3 separate regions of the Mus musculus genome follow, and regions 1 and 3 are each linked to region 2. A link is a loop called in an ENCODE intact Hi-C map of the cell type or tissue named here. Cell type or tissue: left cerebral cortex. All regions are shown on one strand. Each heading gives the region's core, and the rest is flanking DNA. Links, peaks and the distances in the headings are about the cores only. Region 1 holds the start of Taar9 (trace amine-associated receptor 9). Region 2 has its middle 6.7 kb from the start of Taar6. Region 3 holds the start of Gm40614 (predicted gene, 40614).

Region 1 (7,215 bases), core at 1,126-5,125, 130 kb before region 2:
GTTCCTTCATGCCTGGGCCGGTACCCTGAGCAGACCTTGGGTGTGAACTCTGCAGCCAGTCCCACAACACCCAGAATAATCTTCACTCCCAGGCACTCTAACACACCCAGGACCACAGGATCCCAGGATCCCAGGAGCTTGGTCCCACCAGGATCTAAGGGTCCCAGAGGCAGCTTGACTCCCAGGAGCTCTGACACACCTAGGTTCTCAGGATCACAGAATCAGAGACAACTGAACTCCAAGGAGTTCTGACATAACCAGGACCACAGGAAGGATATCCAGTCAGATACAGCGAGGGCAGGTAACACTAGAGATAATCAGATGGAGGGAGGCAAGCATAAGTACATAAGCAACAGAAACCAAGGTTACTTGGCATCATCAGAACCTAATTCTCCACCATAGCAAGTCATGGATACACCATCACACTGGAAAAGCAAGATTCGGATCTAAAATCACTTGTAATGATGATGATAGAGGGCTTTAAGAAGGACATAAATAACTCCTTTAAAGAACTAGAGATGAACACAGGTAAACAGCTAGAAGCCATTAATGAGAAAACACAAAAATCCCTTAAAGAATCGCAGGAAAACACAATCAAACAGGCCAAGGAAATGAACAAAACCATTCAGGATATAAAAATGGAAATAGAAACAATAAAGAAATCACAAAGGGAGACAACCCTGGAGTTAGAAAACCTAGGAAAGAGATCAGGAGTCACAGATGCAAGCATCACCAACAAACTACAAGAGATAGAAGAGAGAATCTCAGGAGAAGAAGATACCATAGAAAACATTGACACAACAGTAGGGGGAAAAAAAAAACCCAAAAAGAAAAAAGCTCCTAACACAAAACATCCAGAAAATCCAGGACACAATGAGAAGACCAAACCTAAGGATAATAGGCATAGAAACAAAATTTTCTAGACAGATACCAGGTGCCAAAGTTAAATCAGGATCAGATAAATCATCTAAACTGCCCCATAACCCCTAAAGAAGCAGTCATTAGAAGCAGTCATTAACCCAACCAAAAAAAAAAAAAAAAAAAAACCAAGGACCAGATGGGTTTAGTGCAGAATTCTATCAGACCTGCAAAGAGGACCTAATAGAATACTCTTCAAACTATTTCACAAAATAGAAACAGAAGGAACACTACCCAATTCATTCTACAAAGCCACAGTTACAAGGCGTATTTTCCCTTGGACATGGAACAGTTCCTTAATGACAAGTTCCTCAGGAACTTGTCACAATTTCCTCTCATAGAGAACTTTATAAGAATTTTTTTCCTACTTTTATCATGTTTAATGTTCCAAATATGTTTTAAAAACTGGTTGAGTGCATATTACTTTTAGCTTCAGAAGATATCATGTATATTTAAGAGGCATTTAACTATTATGAATTATTTCGATGACGGTTTAAAAAAAAATCCCTTTTTGTTTTTGCTGCACATAGCAGCTGTTATGTTCCTTCTAATCATCTTTACCGATGATGCAGCAAGACATCTGTGGACTAAGCATGATATGGAGCTCTGGAGAGCAGCATTAGCTTGGACAGAGTGATGGAACAGAGCCATGGACAATAGCATGGCCATACCTCCAAACAGTTTCCATTACGTAGAATAGACATGGCCCTTTCCCCCCAAACAGACAAACACGCTTATATGAACATGACCTTCAGTTAAGAACAGTAATATAGCAATAGTGTAAGGAACCTTGGAGTTCACTCAGAACACCACAAGATGTTTTTAAAAATCAAACACCTCATTCTAACACAGAGTTTCCACTTTTACCTTTCTAAGCCTCCATTTATGTAGCAGAGGATGGCCTTATCTGGCATCAATGGACAGGGAGGCCCTTGGTCCTGTGGAGGCTTGATGCCCCAGCATAGGGAAATGCTAAGGTGGTGAGACAGGAGGGGCTGGCTGGGTTGGGCAATGAGATAGGGGGTTTGTGGAGGAGACACTGGGAAGGGGGAATAACATTTGAAATGTAACTAAATAAGATAACCAATAAAAGAAAAAAGAAAAAAATAAGCATTGGAAAAATTAAAGTTACACATATTATTAACTCCTTTACAAAGCATGGAAAATGTTCAGTCTCTGCAAGCAAGAAGGGGTGTTTTCTGAAACTATGTCACCACACTGTCACACAGTTCATACTCATTGCTGTGTTCTATGGCAGAAAAAAGTTGGCTGTGTGTGGGTACAATGTGCCGTTGTGTGCACTGTGCATGGAAAATATTCTCCATCATTCTTGACAGCTAAAAATGTACTTTCTAGGTGGCTCAATTTTAAAATTAAAATTTTAGATTAGCATTTAGAGCACTTCAGCCATGACTATACACCGAGAACTACAAAAAGAAATAAGGCCATTTTTTTAATTAGATATTGTCACAGGGATATTGTATGACTATTCTGTTCTCTTCCTGCAAATCACTTCTATTTAGAGAAAATATTTCTGTTGTATTGACTAAACTATTTCAAAAATTTGTTTTTAGAGACAGATGTCATATCTATTACCAAGCCCCCCCCCAGCTTTATTTTGCTAGACTAGCTGTCAATCATCTCCTGCTCCTCTCTCTCCCTCCTCTTCTTCCTCTTTCTCCTCCTCCATCACTTATTTTATATACAGATCTACCCTTAATTACTATGGCCTCATTTAGTCCTCTTTCTGACTATTTGTAATTATTTATTCTCCATTATTATTTTGGCATTTGAGATTTGTAGACTGGGTGCCTATTCACACTGTCAGCAGCGACCTTATAAAATGCTTTGACATTGTCTCCTCTGCACAAACGTGGCTTCAGTTGTTCCTTTCCCTGCTCCTTATCCCATTGCTGGGACCAACATTTCTTTACAAAATTCTAATCTCTCCTATGAATAAAGAGCACCATTAAAGAACAATATGGATCTTGGAGGTGTTACTGGAGCCCTTGCTTCTATGGTAAGGGCAAGGATTAAGAGATTGTCGAGACTGAAAGCTGTCATCCTTGAGCTCAAGGGTAGAGGGATAGGAAAGGCAAGCATGCTCTCTTGCACAAGAGCATCATTATTTGGACATAGGGAAGTGGGGGACGGTTATTCAAAGACTGAGGACTCAGAATTCATTACACAGACATTTAAAATTTGGGGCAGGATACCACCTAGACTGAAATGCTTTAGCTCCCCTGAGAGCAAACCAAGACACGTGTGGACTTTATTCGCAGAATGAGACTAGAAGAAGAAAGTATGTCATTAGTACAACTTTATTGGTCACTTTGGTCATGCTGATCTACAAACATGTAGAATTACCACCAGGGGGAGCCCAAGTGTGACAGGGACACTGTCTGAAATGGGAAAGTTCATTCCTGGACAACAAACCAAGCTGAGCTCCAATAAAAATCAAAGTCATCAAAGTCTGTGACGCTTGTAATAGAACAAGTGTCATTTAAACACGTGCAGACAGAGAAACCCATTGCTGAGATGTGGTAAAAACAAAAGATGCACACCATCTGTATATAGTCCTGCATTTCTAACACATGCATGCCATGGGATAAATGGCAGTAAGTGCAGGCTACTCTCTAGGATGGAGATGAGTGATATTCAAATACAAGGTGTCTCTTAGTCCCAAAGTAGAAGCTAATCACTTGCTTGTCAGGTACACTTTAGAAAGCCTCTTTACACTATATGGTCTTCTAAAAACAAAATCAAACACCCACAGAAATAACATGCGCCTTGGATGGCATTGTTCACACGTGTTTACAGGGCACAGCAGGGGTACAGGCAACTGCTCACACCCACCCCAGCTGCTCACACTCCTCTTGGCCTGTTTAAAACTAAGCATCCTAGAAGTGCAAGGAGACCTATGGCTTGTTTTTCTTTTCTTTTTTTTCTTTTCTTTTCTTTTTTTTTTTTCTTACTGATTTTAGACAGCTCACACAGGCTCTCTTCCTAAGAAACACTTTCATGATGGTTATTCTAGTAACAATTCGGTAAGAGTTTTCCAGGATACTTCCAGCTGCTCAAATCATCAACACAAAAAGACAAAATAGAAATATAAGTCACAGTTAAAGTACATTCCTCATGTGTGTGTTTAAGGCAACTAAGAGTAAGCTGGTCCCAGCGTTCACACTCTATACTATGGGGATTTTGAGCTTACAATTTGAAGGACATGTAATTTATTTTTTTCCAGTTTAAAAAAAAAAAAAAAGCAAAACTAAGTTGTTGATTGCAGCCGATGGCCGCTCTGGGGAGACAAAAAAGAAGTAAATAAAATTCAGCCATTGGTGGCAAAACCAGTTCAATCCAGTTTGCTATTTTCAAAAGGTAAGATGACATCCACAGAAAAAAACTTTTCTAACAATTAATAAAGTAAATTCTATGATGATAGTAATTATAATATAGTAATAATAGGGCAAAGATATAATATAAAATAAACATTAGACAATGTACATTTACTTAGTAAGACTTTTGACTTTTAAATGGCTTTTTGCAACAGGTTTTTGTTTCTTAACATCCTTAGAGCACTTTTGGGAAAGAGTAAAATGGGTATACAAAAAACACGTAGTAAAAGGTTACCTTTACTTTAAATAGAGTTCTTGTTTTTTTTTGTTTTTCTTTATGTTTCCCCAGGAGATTTTTAAGTTGTTGTACTGGCTAGTTTTGTGTCAACTTGACACAGCTGGAGTTATCACAGAGCTTCAGTCGAGGAAATGCCTCCATGAGATCCAACTGTAAGGCATTTTCTCAATTAAAGATCAAGGGGGAAAGGCTCCTTGAGGGTGGGACCATGTCTGGGCTGGTAGTCTTGGGTTCTATAAGAGAGCAGGCTGAGCAAGCCAGGGGAAGCAAGCCAGTAAAGAGCATCTCTCCATGGCCTCTGCATCAGCTCCTGCTTCCTGACCTGCTTGAGCTCCAGTCCTGACGTCCTTGGTGATGAACAGCAGTATGGAAGTGTAAGCCGAATAAACCCTTTCCTCCCCAACTTGCTTCTTGGTCATGATGTTTGTGCAGGAATAGACACCCTGACTAAGACAGTTGTTAACCCCGTTTTTTGCTTTAGATTGCTAGAATGGAAACCTGGGAAGTTTACAATTACCAAGACTGGAGGCAATGACAAGCGACTTCTCCCCAGAACCGCCCATGGAGCTCTGCTATGAGAATGTGAACGGATCCTGCATTAAAAGCTCTTACGCACCCTGGCCTCGAGCCATCCTCTATGGGGTCCTCGGTTTGGGAGCCCTGCTGGCAGTGTTTGGGAACTTACTGGTCATCATTGCCATCCTCCACTTTAAACAGCTGCACACGCCTACGAACTTCCTGGTGGCCTCCCTGGCCTGTGCTGACTTCTTGGTGGGGGTGACAGTGATGCCCTTCAGCACGGTGCGTTCTGTGGAGAGCTGCTGGTACTTTGGGGAGAGTTACTGTAAGTTCCACACGTGTTTCGACACCTCCTTCTGTTTTGCGTCTCTGTTTCATTTATGCTGCATCTCCATTGACCGGTACATTGCAGTTACAGATCCACTGACCTATCCGACCAAGTTCACTGTATCGGTTTCTGGACTGTGCATTGCTCTCTCTTGGTTCTTTTCTGTCACATACAGCTTTTCCATCTTTTACACGGGAGCCAATGAGGAAGGGATTGAGGAATTAGTGGTTGCTCTGACCTGTGTGGGAGGCTGCCAGGCTCCACTGAATCAAAATTGGGTTTTACTTTGTTTCCTTTTGTTCTTTCTGCCCACTGTGGTCATGGTGTTTCTATATGGTCGGATATTTTTGGTGGCAAAGTATCAGGCTAGGAAGATAGAGGGTACAGCCAACCAAGCTCAGGCCTCCTCTGAGAGCTATAAGGAAAGAGTAGCCAAAAGAGAGAGGAAGGCTGCCAAGACCTTGGGGATCGCCATGGCTGCATTTCTCGTGTCCTGGCTGCCATACATTATTGATGCGGTTATTGACGCTTACATGAACTTCATAACTCCTGCGTACGTCTATGAGATATTAGTGTGGTGTGTTTACTACAATTCAGCTATGAACCCCTTGATATACGCCTTTTTTTATCCTTGGTTTCGTAAGGCAATAAAACTTATTGTGAGTGGCAAAGTCTTCAGGGCTGATTCATCAACAACTAATCTATTCTCTGAAGAGGCAGGTGCAGGTTAAAACAGTCACAGCAGAGATTTGAAATCTGACTAGGGTTTAAGGTCAGAGGTAAAACTAATCCCTCTAATCTAGCGAGGTCCCATAATCATTCACCCAGCAGGAGATCTTAGGTTCAAAGGCTACTCTGAAGTATTTTCTTCTTAGAGTGCCTGTACATTTTAGGGCTGAGTCACAGGGGACCCATCTGTTAATTTCTTCCAAAGTGGTGTGCTCCTTAATGTCTTTGCTTTGCTCTGAAATTTCTATTAGTTTCTTTGAGTCATTTGAAGGATTCTAATTCCCCCCTCGCCCCTCCCTGTGGTCGGTTTTCCCTCATAATGAGTGTTCGGATATTGACAATAACAAAGACAATGAAGCGCTCACAAACATGGAATTAGCATGCAGGAGACAAAGCCTCCTTTAAGGCATATGTTGCATGAGAAGTAAATATAATTTCAAATTATTTAAACATTCATTTTTAATGTTAAGGGACATTACAGTGCATTAGCACTGAGAACACCTAAGTGACTGAAAAGCATCTAAACGCATGCAAAGGCTCACGTTTCAGGAACCTGGGGGTTGCTCCTTCCTCTTTTCACAGATATAAGTTCACAAGAAACACGTGTGCTTATACTGCATTTTAAAGTGTTAATTCAAATGTGTGTTTTTTTTTTTTTTTAACATTTGTGGTCTTTCTTTGAATCGAAGGGAGTCAAACAGGAAAACCAAAGGTTGTTTTAACACAACAGGAACTCAAACAGATATTTCCTGCAGGAATGTGTCCCACTTTCTAGTCCAGTATATAATCCTCAATCAATGTGAGTTTTAGTTCATTTTGATTAAAATGTGTGTTATGTGTTTCAAGATACAGTGCTGATACATTTTAAGTAGAGCTGAGAGTGTTTAGCAGGAAGAGGAGAAGGGGGACACGAAGCTTCCCAGCTGAGCACTGGGTGTGGTTCAGAAAACAAGAGATCCAAGAGATTGCCTTAAACTGCTGTGCCTTGGTCTCACTCCTAAAGAAGCAACTGAAAGCCGTGTCTGCTAGCCTGTGCGTCAGACACGTCTTTATCCCAACATGGTCTTTCCTTCAGCTGCAAATGG
Region 2 (7,215 bases), core at 1,480-5,479:
GGGCAATACCAGTAGGAATATGGAAGACAGTGTTACTGAGAGTGATTTTAATTGTGCGGACCTGGTCACAGAGGTTTCAGTGGAGAATTTCAATATGTGGCCTAGAGACTGTTTTTGTGGTGTTTTGGTGAAGAATGTGGCTACTTTTTGCCCTTGTCTGAAGAGTCTGCCTGAGGCTAAGGTGAAGAGACTCAGATTAGTTGCATTGACAAAAGGAAGCCTCAGACACACCCATCACAGACTTTTTCCTCTGGTTAAGTGTCATGAAGAGCATTTTTAAACAAGCATAGCAAGCTGAGGAAGGAAAAATACAAAATGTATGGTTCCAGTATTAAAGGGGTACCAGGAAGTGAAAAGAATGGAGCTGAATCCTGTGTTCGAGGATATCGAGTTAAGGGAGTAGTGACCTTGGGCCAAGATCCAACCCAGCTAAATTTAGGTCCACGCATGGTAGTACAAGCCTTTAATCCCAGGAGGCAAAGACAAGCAGATCTCTCTAAATTCAAGGCTAGCCTGAGACAGAGCAAGTTCTAGGTGAAGAACAACTTAAATCCAGGCTTGATGGACCACACCCTTAATCCCAGTGCTTAGAAGACAGGCATGCAGAAATTCTGAGTTTAAAGTCAGTCTACAGAGCAAGTTCCAGGACAGCTAAGCTTAGGCAGTAAAGTAGATGGAAAACAGAAAGCTGGTGATAATGTAGTAAATAGAACAAGGGGCCACGTTCCAGCTCCTACAAGCAGCAGAACTCAGCAGCTTCAACCATGTGTCTCTGGCTTTATAGTTCAGAGGAGAAGGAGACTACTGGGACAATTGATGCTGCTTAGATGGAGCTAAGAAATTAGTGGTGATTAAGAAGAGACCAGCATCACTAAGGTGAAATGGTCTGGGAAGTGTTTTCTGAGAGCACAAAGAAGCTGTGTTCCAGAGACAGCCAACGCTGTACCTCGTGCTGCAGCTGGACTTGGTAATGTGTAAGAGTCACCCAGGTGGTACTGGTTTTGAAGCATGAAGGGGTCACGAAGAGGAGCTGAGGCTCAGCAATGTGAGAAGCCACGGAAGGCCATTGGTGAAGGTGCAGCCTCAGGTGTAGTTTATGACCTAGGACTGAAGGGGTCATGCAAAGGATTTGAGGCTTGGCACCATGAAGAGAACCTATGAGAGGCTATTGGTGAAGTCTAGTTGCAGCAGAAGACCTCAGTGTATTGCAGATGCCAGTACCATGGGATGATCACCAAAAAAACCAGCAGCCACAACGGAGTGGATCAACCTGAGCTTAAAGTGCTACAGAGGGCAGAGCTGGAGAAATGATGCCAGCCTTTTGGAAAAGCCCAGAAGATCATCTGTGAACAGATATTAAAACATGAGCCTGTAACATTGAAGTTGCCTTGGAAACCCCAAGATATTCAAGATGCTAGAGCCATAGGCTGTCTGCTGAGGAAAGCTGTTAGCAGGGAGTGGAACCAGCTCAGGAGAATGAAATTTGTTATAGGCAACAAAGATAAAAAAGGAGTTGCAGATCTGAAGACTGCTTTGACATCAGACATGGAGATGCAGAGTTTAGAGTTTGCCCAGCTGGTTTTCTGTCTTGCAGATTACAGTTAAGTGATTGGATGGAACTCAGAAGAAACTTTGAACTTGGGGCTTTTAACATTGTTGAGACTGCTATAGACTATGGGGACTTTTGAAGTTGAACTAAATGTATTTTTGCATTATGCTATGTTTAGGAATGGCCTTCATAGATTCATAAGTTTGGACAAACCTATGGGGGCCAGGGAGTGGAATATGATGGTTTGTATATGCTTGGCCTAGGGAATGTACTATTAGGAGATGTGATCTTGTTGGAATAAGTGTGTCACTGTGGGTGCAGGCTTAAGACCCTCATCCTAGTTGTCTGGAAGCCAGTCTTCTCCTAGTGGCCTTCAGATGAGGTTGTAGAACTCTGAACTCCTCCTGTACCATGTCTGCCTGGATGCTGCCATGTTTCCACCTTGATGATAAAAGACAGGACTGAACCTCTGAACCTGTAAGCCAGCCCCAATTAAATGTTGTCCTTTATAAGACTTGCCTTGGTCATGGTGTCTGTTCAAAGCACCTAAGACAATGCCCAATAGAGGTTTTTTTTTTTTTTTTTTTTTTGAGTTTTATTCAATTGAAAAGAAGAATTTCGTTGGAGCACCTGCCAAAACATTGATTCAACCAAAGGTCATTATGTTAAGTGAAAAAGCTCAAGCTCAGAAGGACAAATATATTTCCTCTCATTTCTAGATCCTAGATTTTACATAGATATAGAAAACCACATAGACAAACATAAATAATGTACACATGTCTACATATATGGCATAAAAATAGAAATGAGATTAGGGTATTAGTGGGAAGAAGATAAAGGGAAGGAGAGGAGAGGAATATGGTTGAAGTAGGTCATATATTTGGGAGAGGAATATGGTTGAAGTAGGTCATATATTTGAATGAAATGTCATTATGGAACTATTATGATATATAACCAATATTTAACAATGAAAAATTAAGCAATAAATAACAGCAGGAAGAAATGTAAGACAAACAAGAAGAAATACTACAAAGGAGTACAATTAATAAATTCTACACGTAAGAGAACATGTGAGTCTATCATGCTAATGGTTTTTAAAATCATTTTTAGGTATTCTCACATTAAACATATATATTCACTGCCCCCACAAAACACACATAATTTATTCACAATATCCAACGTGCTGTTCTGGAGTCTTCCAAAAGTCCTAAGGCCAAGTACAGGTCTAGGAAGCAATGATACCAATCAGGCATAGGTTAGACATAGCTGAAGCAAGAAACAATTACTTCCACAGCCTAGCTTGGAAAGGCCTAGTTCTGGCTCCTGTGAAGCCTTGCAATGCTGGAGCGCGCTCTCCTGGCAGATACCCTCACATGACCAACTGAGGCGAGCTTGGATTCCACTGCTCATTCCTTCCCGCTTCCCTGGTATCTCTCAGCCAGAAGCCAAGCAGACTGCTCCACCTAGTGGCCGGAGAGAGATAGGAGAGGAGGGGAGGGGAAGGGAGGGGAGGGGAGAGGAGGAGAGGGGAGGGGAGAGGAGCAAGTGGCATCGCGCACAGCCACATCTCCCGGCTTTGCTCTATTTAATGAATGGCAGGTTACAGTATCAGGATTTTGAGTATGACAGAAACTGACATAAACACATTAGCAGTCATTTCTATAAGTGTTGTTGAAATACAGTGTAACGGAGGGAGCGAAATCTAGCCTTAGAGTGTGTAGCACCTTCCAAGGGGTAACTCAGATATGAAGGAGCTGGAGGAGCAGCTCTGCTTCTCCATCCAAATTGAGTGTGTCTAAAGATGCTTCTGCAACTCCCTAATGACGTCAGACCCCCGCTGCTCCGTCCTCCTTAATGTGGACTCTCCGTGGAGCCCCAAGCCTTCAGTGCCACGCTGGAATTGCTGAGTGGGGCATGCTGCTTTGTTGAGCAACTACTGGGTTCTCAGCCTCACAGGGATGCAGATATTTATTGTTGAATTACTTAAATCCATCATGTAAATCGACCTATTGCATCCTCTTCTCTCCTTCCCTCCCTCTCTATATACATACAAAATATCGTAAATCAATAAAAATCACAGAATGTTATTTCAAAAGACTTACTTGTCTAAAAAAAGAAAAATGCTGAGATTTGAACCATCCATGTGTTTGCCTCCATTACAGTGAACTGTGTCATGCTGTGGCCAGTGAGTCATTTTCAGTGAAATCTCTAAGATGTTACTATTCTTGTACTCCAAAAAGAAGGCCCTGAGGGTCTAAACAGGAAAAGACACATGACCTAGACCTTAGGGACAAGTGGGATTTGGACCCAGGTCTATCAGACCCAACTCCTGACTCACCCTGTGATTCCCCCAGAGCAGCCTGCAAGGATGGAAACCATGCTGACTAACCCTTAGGAACAACAGAACTGCAGATTCTAAGTCCTGGGACCTTGCTGTGTGGTGTGCCCGTAGTAGAATCTCTGGTTTGGCCAGCTGTGGGAAGATCGTGTTGATGATGATTCAAATTACAGAAAAAAATTTCAAGTCTACTTAGGGACTGAAATGTTCAGCCCTGTTTATCAAGGTTAAACTTTAACAAACAAAAACTGTAAGAGAAGTAACACTGAACCCAAGCTTGCCAGAGGAAGGGGTGCTGACTGACTGAGGACAGGTCCCCGGAAGGCAAGGAATTCACTAGCCAGAAGCAGCTTGAGGTAGTACAGAGAACCGGACAGTGGCAGATGGGTTTGCCTGAGATCACCCGGTAGGTGAATCAATTGTGGGGATTCTTTCCATTGACGACCTTTGAAATTCAATTCCAGCTTTGTTTTCATCTTCCCTTTTGTGTTCAAAGTAGGAAACAGGCAACACAGCAAGTTAGCATTCCTTCTAGGCTCCACCCAATAGTTACCTAGCAACAGCCAGGTAGTCTTGGTTTGCTATAAAGAGGACTGTTTGCCCCTCTCTAACCATTTTCTCCCTCTCTGACCCCTTTCCTCCCTCTCTCTCCTTCCCTCTCCTCCTCCCTCTCCGCATGTTGTTCCTGGGTAGTTTCTTCTCTACTTTCTCTTCTCTCTCTTTCTTTCTCTGTTCCCCCCCTCTCTCTCTTTTTCTTTGCCTCTATTCCCTTCTCAACTGCCTTTCCAATGCCCTAAATAAACTTCATTCTATATTAAGACACATCCCATGGTGTGGACATTGCAAGCTTATATAAAGAATTAAATGCAAAGACTAGAAGAAATCTGTACAGCTCACGACCTGCCATTCCTGACACTTCTAGACACTCCTGAGTCTAGCCTGTCCAAGCAGACTCTACTGGCTAGTTTTGTGTCAACTTGACATAGTTGGAGTTATCACAGAGAAAGGAGCTTCAGTTGAGGAAATGCCTCCATGAGATCCAACTGTAAGGCATTTTCTCAATTAGTGATCAAGGGGGAAAGGCCCCTTGTGGGTGGGACCATCTCTGGGCTGGTAGTCTTGAGTTCTATAATAAGCAGGCTGAGCAAGCCAGGGGAAGCAAGCCAGTAAAGAACATCCCTCCATGACCTCTGCATCAGCTCCTGCTTCCTGACCTGCTTGAGTTCCAGTCCTAACATCCTTGGTGATGAACAGCAGTATGGAAGTGTAAGCTGAATAAACCCTTTCTTCCCCAACTTGCTTCTTGGTCATGATGTTTGTGCAGGAATAGAAACCCTGACTAAGACACAGACTAAACCTCCCATGCATCTGTGCTGTCTGGTGAATACCTGGCCTTCGTGGAAAGCGTCTTCCTTGATAATGCCTGGGCTAATCTCTTCTCTTCTGTTTTCAGTTTGTGTCATGCAAGTGTTGCAGGAATGTGGTATCACTCTTCCCTCCTGCGTCTTCTTTCTCTGAGACCCTGGTTGGAAAAGGTACTTCTGCTGGGACCACCTGTTTTGATGGTGGAAGACAGACATGAAAGAAGTGAGCTCAGCCATGTACCAGTCTATGACATTCTTCATTAACTTCCTGTTTGAGGATGGCAAATCCTATGCCCCATAAGGCTTTGATCAAGACAAGTCATACAACCAAACCCAGCATAAGCGAAACTGAGACTATTGCTCAGAGTGGGGACGGTGAGAGAACCATGGGAGGGAGAATAAGATAGAGGCTGGGGAGTGGAGAGGGAGACTCACAGGGGTGGGGGTAAGGGGTGGCACATCACTGGGGTTCAGGACTGATATTGAGGTGATGAGTCCCTTCTCAAGTTGTTTGAAGCTTCTCTCATGAGTATGAGCACACACACACACACACACACACACACACATGTGCATACACCTATTTATATCAGGATATATATATATATACATATATATATATCACTTACTCACCCATACCATCAGCTGGCTGAGTTATTTAATGGGTTTAGCTTAGCTGAAGGAAGCAATATGAGCAAATTGAGATATGTATAGAGAATGAACTACTGGGTAGGGTCATACAAAATAAGTACAATTCACCTCAAATTTTTAGACTATATTTTGAAATTTTATTTTATTACTATTTTATTTAAATGTCATGCATATGTCATGTATATGTGTGCGTGCACATGTGTATATGTGCCCAAGGAGGTGTCCAAGGAGGCCACTGGATAGATCCCTTGGAGGTGGAGTTAATAAGCAGCTGCCTAATGTGGGTGTCAGGAATTGTACTTGGGTCTTCTGCAAGAGCAACAGGTATTCTTAACCATTGGGCCAACTCTTCAGCACCTAGCCCTAGACTATATTGATGTTTTGTGGAACACATGAGCATAACACACACACACACACAATGTAAGCAAACACATACATATGCACATGCACACACACAATATAAAGAAGCAAATACACACACATGTACACACACATAATGTAAGCAAACACATGCACACACATGTATACAAGCAATGTAAGCAAGCACACAGATAATGTAAATAAGCACACACACACAAATACATACATACTATGTAAGCAAGCACACACACACATAATGTAAGCAAGCACATAAACACACAATGTAAACAAGCACAGACACACACAATGTAAGAAAACACACACACACACACATGCATACACACACACACACACCATTGCCATCATGGTTGTATTTTTGACCTCTTCTTCACTGGGATGCTCTTGATGAAGAAAAGCTCATCTTGGGTACCACTGGTTGAGGTGTTAGTGGTGATATCTGACTGGTTGCCCTCTGTTCACATCTGAACTCAAAGCTACTGTATTAGGAAGAGAGCCTGGAATTCGTCTTTGAATGGGTGTCTTATATGGTGAAGAGTAGTCCACCTTTCTACCAGTGAACCATCCCTGAAGTTTTATCTGTTCCATTTTTTATATGAGAAGAGCCCGCTGTGATCTTAGCACTTAGTTTGGTATGCGTTACAAAGAAAAATCAGTATTCTTCCATCTCGGTATAGCTGTTTGCGGATGCATAGCAATTTCACTAAGCCGTTGCTACTTTGAACCTTAATAATTTAGTGACACCTGCTGGCAAAGCTTAATTGGAAGTTTCCGCACAGTTATGTGACAGAGGTGGCTATTTCCAAGATATTTTAAAGATGTACTTCAATGTTATTGTTTTCCTCTGGGTTTCTGTCTTTTACATTATATTGTCAATTTAGAAACTGTATTCTGAAGTAGGGTCCACAGTCTTTACTGTGTACTCTGAAGTCAAGGCA
Region 3 (7,215 bases), core at 1,963-5,962, 150 kb before region 2:
CAGAAAGCTCTGTTAGCTGGCACAGGCCACTAGACTGAAATTTAGGACTTGGAGAACAAAGTCCCCACTGAGGTTCATTAATACAAGTTTTGTTCTTGTTGGTCAGTGGAGAGCTGAAGTTGAAGTTGAGCTAACTATAAATGGTGTGCGCAGGGGTTGGGGGTCAGGGTGAGGCACTTTCTTTGTACCAAGTGTAATACAGGAAAAGATGGAGAACATTGTCTCAGCCGTGTAGGGGCTGTCTTTTCTAGAACACAGAATAGAACAGGACAGAGGTTCCTAAACACTACTGTTTTGAGGGGCCAGGGGGCCCAGGTGAAATAGCCCAAAAACAGCCACATGATAAAGCATGCGATTTGTATTGACAGGTCTGGGTACTGGGGACCAGCTGTGTACAGTACTGTAGCCCTGTGGTAAGTGTAGCCTTTCTGCAAGTGTATGGAAGCTATAGCCGTAGTCAACCAAGTCCTCTGCCCAGCCCCAGTTGGAAAAGCACGCTGAAAGGACGTGTCACATACTTTAAAAACCCAACAGGACCTGAGGGATGGCTTGGTAGTAAGGAACTCCTTCCACCACGTCTGGCTCTTTAACTTTGACTTCCAGCACTCACACCATAGGAGAGAACTTTGTCCATAACATTGTCCTCTGACCGCCACACAAACGTCAAGGTGCAGATGCCCCCCTCCCCCAAACAAATAAAAGTTAAAAAGTAAAACAAAATAAACCTCAGGACATTTGTGAAGAGTGTAGAAGCCTGCCCAAGGGGATTTTAAAGGGCGTTTTTTACATATTTAAGACACCTAGCCAGGGGCACAGATAAACACACAAGACTGTAGATAACAGAGTGCTCACTGAGCCAGAGGGCCCGTTCAAACAGCTCTGGAATTCACAAAAAGGAGGCTTGGCTAATATACTTAATCTCTCAAACTCCTGTTTCCTCACCCAGGAAATAGAGACAAAGATATTTCAAAGGTTCTCTGTGATGATCACCAGTATAAATTCAAGAAAATAACTAATATTATCAGTGTGTTATGATTTTATTTTATAAAGCATGGACATACAGACACACAGACACACACACACACACACACACACATACACACACTCAGGCAGGGAGTCAAAATCTGGAAGAATATACTTATAAACATCCTTATGGTTAATTTTTTTTTCTATTTGCTTCTGAATTTTTTTCCCTTTAAGTGAGATACATGAGGAAGAACAAGTCTGTTTATTTGAAAGCAAATGAACCATGTAGACTCTGAGAGAATGGTGTCCTGGAAATGGCTCAGGATGACGTGGTCCTGAGAGAATCACTCTCTGGTCACAGAAATTGAATGAGGTGCAGTGAAATTATTCTATGTTCATTAATGTTTTTCCAATGTTATCTATTTTTGTTTATGTATAGTGTGCTCTTTTCTGCATGTATGTCTGTATGCTAAATGTGTGCAGAGACTGCTAAGGCCAGAAGCAGACATCAGATCTTCTGGAACGGGAGCTACTAGGGTGGTCATGGAAACCCAGTTTGGGTCCTCTTAACAAAAAGAGCTTTCCCAGGTCCCCCTTGAGTTTATTATTTAAGTCTTAAATATTTTTTTTAACATGGAGGACTGCCTGTGATAGTAAGCTAACCCTCAATTTAAAGGTTAGGAGATAGCCAATTGAAACTGCACTTGGATATTTCTGCTCATGACCAGTTGGCTCCAGTTTTTCTTAAAACTTCCTGCTTTCTAGAGTGATAGGCAAGGTATGGCACTGCGTGTGGGTGTGAGTGTTGCTTCCGGAAGGACCACAGGAAGTGGACAGACTCAGAAAGAGAATGGGGAAGTGACAGATACTGCAGGAGGGAGTGGGGAGGGAGAGGAGGAAGAAAGAAGTGAGAAGTGAGGAGATGAGAGAGAGGGGAGGGGAAGGAGGGAGGGAGGGAGGGAGGGAGGGAGGGAGGGAGGGAGGGAGGGAGGGAGAGAGAGAGAGAGAGAGAGAGAGAGAGAGAGAGAGAGAGAGAGAGAGAGAGAGAGAGAGAGAGAGAGAACAAATATCTGGCGGCAGCAGCAGAATACCCAAACAAGGAGGTAGCCATTTAGAAACATACTTTCTCTTGTTCCTTGCGGCCCTTTCTTTGTCTTTCCATCACTTTTCCCTTTTAAATACTCTGTTTCCATTTGTGGCTCTCACAGCCCCCTCACATTACCAAACACAGTTCTCCATTTGGACTCTTATAGTCCCACGTTGACTAGCAAAAAGTTTGTGAGCAGCATTACAGAGTCAGCTCTGATAACAGTTACAAACTCGGTAAAGTCTGTGACTAACCATCCAGCGACAGTGAAAATCCTCCAAACAACCAAGCAAATATAAGTTCACATTTAGCCTTTTAAAGGTGCGGGGTCACACAGATTGGAAGAGGAATGCCATTTCTTACAGTTTACTCAGGAGCCTCTTTGATAGGAGGCACTCAAAAAACAAAAACAAAATCAAGACAAAAACAAAACAAAAAACCCCCAATGTCTTCAACCAGGCTCTCCCCAAGGCCAGTCTCTCCAGCTCCCGGGTGCCCTTGCTGCTCTCTAGCCTGAAGGAAACTATTGTTTACTTGGCCCCTCCCTAAGTAGACTCTGAACTTATTCAGCTGCTCCCTGCATTCTTAGCACCTGCGCGGAAGGACGCCTGGCCTCTAAAGTGCTTAGCAAGCTTGTCTCAGTGGATGTTACCTGACTTTCCTAAGTCCTTGTTGAGACTTCTCCTTTAAAACCGTGTCAGGATCCCATGGAAAAGCTGTTGAGAAAAGCTTACTCAGGATCCAGTTTAGATTCAAGAGGGAAATGTCTGCAGAACACCAGGAGATCTGAAGCAGGTACCCTTAGTGAAGACTAATGTGATTCTGATGAAGAGAAGAGTTTCAAACTCTTAGCTCATTTTTATGAAGACATTATGATTATGATTTTTTTTTGGCAGAGAGAGGACCTTGGAGCTGTGGGCTGGTACACTTTAGCTGGCGACTGGCCTGCAGATGCTTTAGCTCAGGACAGCTAGTCACAGCAGGTGAAGGGAGAGTCGTTTCGAGTTCAATGACATGATTCTAGAGTCCACTAATATTTTTAAGTGTTATTTATTCTGGCACATTTTCAAAGTGTTTTGTTGCAGGATCAGGGTGGAGGAGAGGTCTAATTTCTTTTAAAGATTTTTTTTTTTAATGGTGCCCAGAGGTATGGTTACAATTACTGTAGTTTAACACACAAATCCATGGGCAATCAGGAATTGGGACGTAAAACTAGACAGGAGTAACACTGGGGGTGGGGTGGGGGTGGGGGTGGGGGGGAGCTGTTCCCGGAATTCAGGACCCAATATGGCTTCTTCTTGAGATCTTGTCTGTTCTCACCCTGGAGTCCATCTTGTTAGAGCCAAAGTTTTCGTACCTTTGAAAGAAATAGCCCAGGTTTCTCTTGCTTTCGGTTCCTTTTGATCAGTTTACGGTTGTTCAAATTGACCACTAGGGGGCAGCAAATTACAGCAGAAGTAGAGGTCCTTATGTATGCAATAAGCTTGAAACAGCCTTTAAAAAAGACTCATGTCCTAATCCACTTTTAGCTATTGTTCTCAAACTTAGTTCATACTGTCGTTATGTACATTATTTCTAAGTTATTAGAGGAGTTCCCTCAGGAATGAAACAATAGTGCCTGGATACATGGTTTTGTTTTATTGTCTTTTAGAAAACATCTTCTTTCTTTCTTTCTTTCTTAGTGAAAATCATACTGCAACAAACTCAAATAAAAATATGACACTGCATGGTTAGAATGGTCATTCTGAAGCCGTGGGTCTTCCCTTGGGGTTTTACACATTAATTATCAATTATAAAAAATAAAACAAAAATAAAAACAAGAACAAACACTCCAGAGTTGAAATTAGAAAACCAAGTAGTTTTTTGTTCCCTTTTCACAGCTTCTGTGTCCTTTTGCCTGCTTTCTGTCCTGCCCTGTCACCTAAGAGGACCCTTTTGGGGTCTCCATTGTAAATATTATGCTATGCTTACACTTAAATGTTTCCATAAATACATGTCTATGCTATATGCTGGAATCTGCATGTGAGAGAGAATAAGCAAGCACGTTTTCTCTTTCTGAAGTTGTGTGTACCGCCCCCCCGCCCCCCACCCCCGGAATAGTATTCATTCTGAGTTCAGTTTCCTGGGAAATTCTGATCTCATTCTTCTTCATAGATGAATAATATTCCATTTTATATATGTACTAGGGTTTCTTTATCCATCCATTTGTTGACAGGCATCTAAGTTGTTAACGTTTCCTTGCTATAGTACACAGAACAGAATTCTACTCGGATGTGCAAAAATGTCTCTGTGTAGGATATGGAGTGGAATCACTGGGTCATGTGGTAGGGGTTGTAGTCATTGTTGTGTTGCTGTGAAGAGAATCCACAGCCACAGGAACTCTTACAAAGGGGGGTCATTTAACTGAGGTTTGTGACAGTTTCAGAGGTTCAGTCCATTGTCCTGATGGTGGGAACACGGCAGTGCGTATGCAGACACGGTGCTGGCTTGGTTTTTTTTTTTAAACCTCAAAACCCACCCTCAGTGACACACCTCCTCCAACTGGGCCACACCTCTTAATCCTTTCATATAGTGCTGGAGGCCAAACATTTAAATCTATGAGTCTATGGGGGCCGCTCTCATTCAAACCACCATAGCAGTTTTAGACTTAAGTTTCTGAAGACCCGCCACCCTGATATCCATGATGGTCACATTAATTTGAACTACCAACAGCAGGGAATAAAGATCTTTCTCCACATCTTCTCCATTGCCAGTTTTCTTGATGGTAGCCATTCTGACTAGGGTGAGGTGGTATCTACCTCAAAGTAGTTTTAAAAAACAAAGACAAGAAGGACTGGAGATGTTGAACATTTTGTTAAACGGCTTTTGTCCATTTGGTCTTTCTTTGAAAAATGTCTGCTCTGTACTCTAGCCGGTTTGCTGATCGGCAGTCTTATCACTTGGTATTTAATTTCCTCAGCTTTTGGAGGTCCCTGTGTGAAGCATACAGAGATTTTTCTCCCTTCCCGTGGGCTGTCTGCGCATGACGCTGACTGTTTCCTTTGCTGTGTGTGCAGAAATGCCTTGCTTCCATGTAGACTCACTATTGATACTTAGGCTAGTTCCTATGCTATGCAGAAAATTCTTGCCTTCCCCAGCACCTTGGAGACTATTTTTTAGGCTTTTATCTGATAGTCTTAGCATTTCAAGATTTTAAAATATTGTTTTATTATTTTATTTATTTATTTTACATCCTGACTGCAGTTTCCCGTTCCTCTGCTCCTTGTCCTTCCCTCCCTTGTCGCCTCCCTCTTCCTCCCCATCCACTTCTACAAGGACTTTGGTCCATTTTTTTATTGATTTATTCATACAAAGTGAGAGTTATTAGTCTAATTCCGTTATTCTGCAGGTGACTATCTAATTTTGCAAGCATGCTTTATTGAAGGGGCTTTGTTTCTAGTGCATGTTTTTTACCCCTTTGTCAAAAATTAAGTGACCATACTTTGTCTGTTTATTTCCAGGTCTTATATTCTGTCCCATTAGCCTTCCTGTCTATTTTTATGCTGGATCCAGGTTGTCTTTGTCACTATAGCTTTGGAGTATAGTTTGAGGTCAGGTATTATGCTACCACTAGCTATGATTTTGCATCTTATGACTGTTTGGGTTATTCATGGTTATATATTTTTATTGCTCTAGTTGGTGGCCTGAACCTGGAAGAATGGAGCCAAAAACTGAGGTGGACTAAAGTCTCATGCAATAGCCAACTTTATTCTGAGTATCAGACAATTTATATTCTGAGGGCATTATGAGCGTTAAGCCAGTTCAAATAAACGATGGTCACATGAGTTTAGGCTGTACACGGTTACAGCAATTTTTACATGATTAATTCCGCCAGTCCAGGAGGGTGGAAGCTTCCTATATTCTTTACTATCTTGTTTGACCTCCTTTTCTACTGCCTTGAAGTTTTTGTTTACATGTGTTTGTAACTTTTTATAACACCATAAAGGAATTTTTTTTTTTTTTTTTTAGTTTTTTGAGACAGGGTTTCTCTGTGTAGCCCTGGCTGTCCTGGAAATCACTTTGTAGACCAGGCTGTCCTCGAACTCAGAAATCTGCCTGCCTCTGCCTCCCGAGTGCTGGGACTAAAGGTGTGCTCCACCACGCCTGGCTGGGATATTTTTCTTAATTCTTTTTCTCTGAGAGCACATTATTTGTTTCAATATGGAAATTCAAATATGGGGCCTCCAGTTTTCCTTGAGTTTGGATTACGCAACTTTAAATGTTCATCAAATCAAAACATTTTCTAGTAGATCCTAAAGAGTCTTTTAAGTGTAGAATCATGGCATCTGCAAATACGGATAGTTTGGCTTCCTACTTTCCTATTTTGATTTATTCATATCTTTCTGATTGCTATAGCTAAAGCTTCGGGTCCTATATTGAACAAGAAAGAGAGCAGGCATGCTTACCTCTTTCCAGATCGTAGAGAATATCCACTTGTCTTTGTTTGCTATAAGGTCGACATCTTAGTTATCAACCTATTGCTGTGAGGAGACACTATGACCAAAACAACTTATAAACGGAAGTATTTAGCTGGGGGCTTGCTTACAGGTTTAGGGGGTTAGTTCATGAACATCATGGCAGGGAACATGGTGGCATGCAGACATAGTGCTGGAGCAGTAACTGGGGCATTTGATTCATAAGTTGTGGACATAGAGAGACTGTGCCTAACGTCAGCTTTCGAAACCTTAGAGCACACACCTAGTGATACACCTCTTCCAACAAACCCACACCTCCCAGTTCTGCTCAAACAGCCCTACTCGCTGGAGACCAAGCTTTCAAATATAGGAGCCTGTGGGGACCACTCTCATTCAAACCACCACAGTTGCTTTGGTTTTATTATTTTGAGATATTCTCCAGTCATTCCTAATATCTCCAGGACTTTTATCATGAAGGGATATTAAATTTTGCCAAGTGCCTTTTTGGCACTAAAAGAAACGGTTAGGTAGCTTCTGTCCTCAAGTTATATATATATATATATATATATATATATATATATATATATATATATATATATATATATATATATATTGTTGCATTTATTGTTTTAAGTATTTTGTGTGATCTTAATGTGTTTCTGAATTTAATTTGTAAGTATTTTTTTTTAGAATTTCTGTGTCTGTGTT

Evidence for each region. Peaks named below come from ENCODE experiments on the same cell type or tissue, not always from the same donor. Only the 100,000 strongest peaks of a DNase experiment are listed, where the experiment ranks them.
Region 1: a loop joins it to region 2, with 2.4 times the contacts of the local background. A loop is called at or near these places in 13 of 42 quality-filtered maps.
Region 3: it touches region 2 in a loop (3-fold over the local background); 15 of 42 quality-filtered maps call a loop at or near these places.

What each region holds. Positions count from the first base shown.
Region 1 is chr10:24,107,405-24,114,619 of GRCm38, reverse strand. Taar9 (trace amine-associated receptor 9) reads left to right here and starts at 5,086. Exons shown (of 1, transcript NM_001010831.1): 1 at 5,086-6,132. The coding sequence starts at 5,086. The coding sequence ends at 6,132. In left cerebral cortex, for the core only: a CTCF peak has its summit at 3,290 (motif pointing right); a DNase peak (open chromatin) is centred at 3,302.
Region 2 is chr10:23,975,292-23,982,506 of GRCm38, reverse strand. No RefSeq gene overlaps it. Among named protein-coding and RNA genes, the nearest start is that of Taar6, 6.7 kb to the left of the region's middle. In left cerebral cortex, for the core only: a CTCF peak has its summit at 2,979 (motif pointing left); DNase peaks (open chromatin) are centred at 2,977 and 3,369.
Region 3 is chr10:24,127,913-24,135,127 of GRCm38, reverse strand. It overlaps Gm40614 (predicted gene, 40614), which reads left to right and starts at 2,644. Exons shown (of 2, transcript NR_168522.1): 1 at 2,644-2,848. In left cerebral cortex, for the core only: a CTCF peak has its summit at 3,487 (motif pointing right); a DNase peak (open chromatin) is centred at 3,487.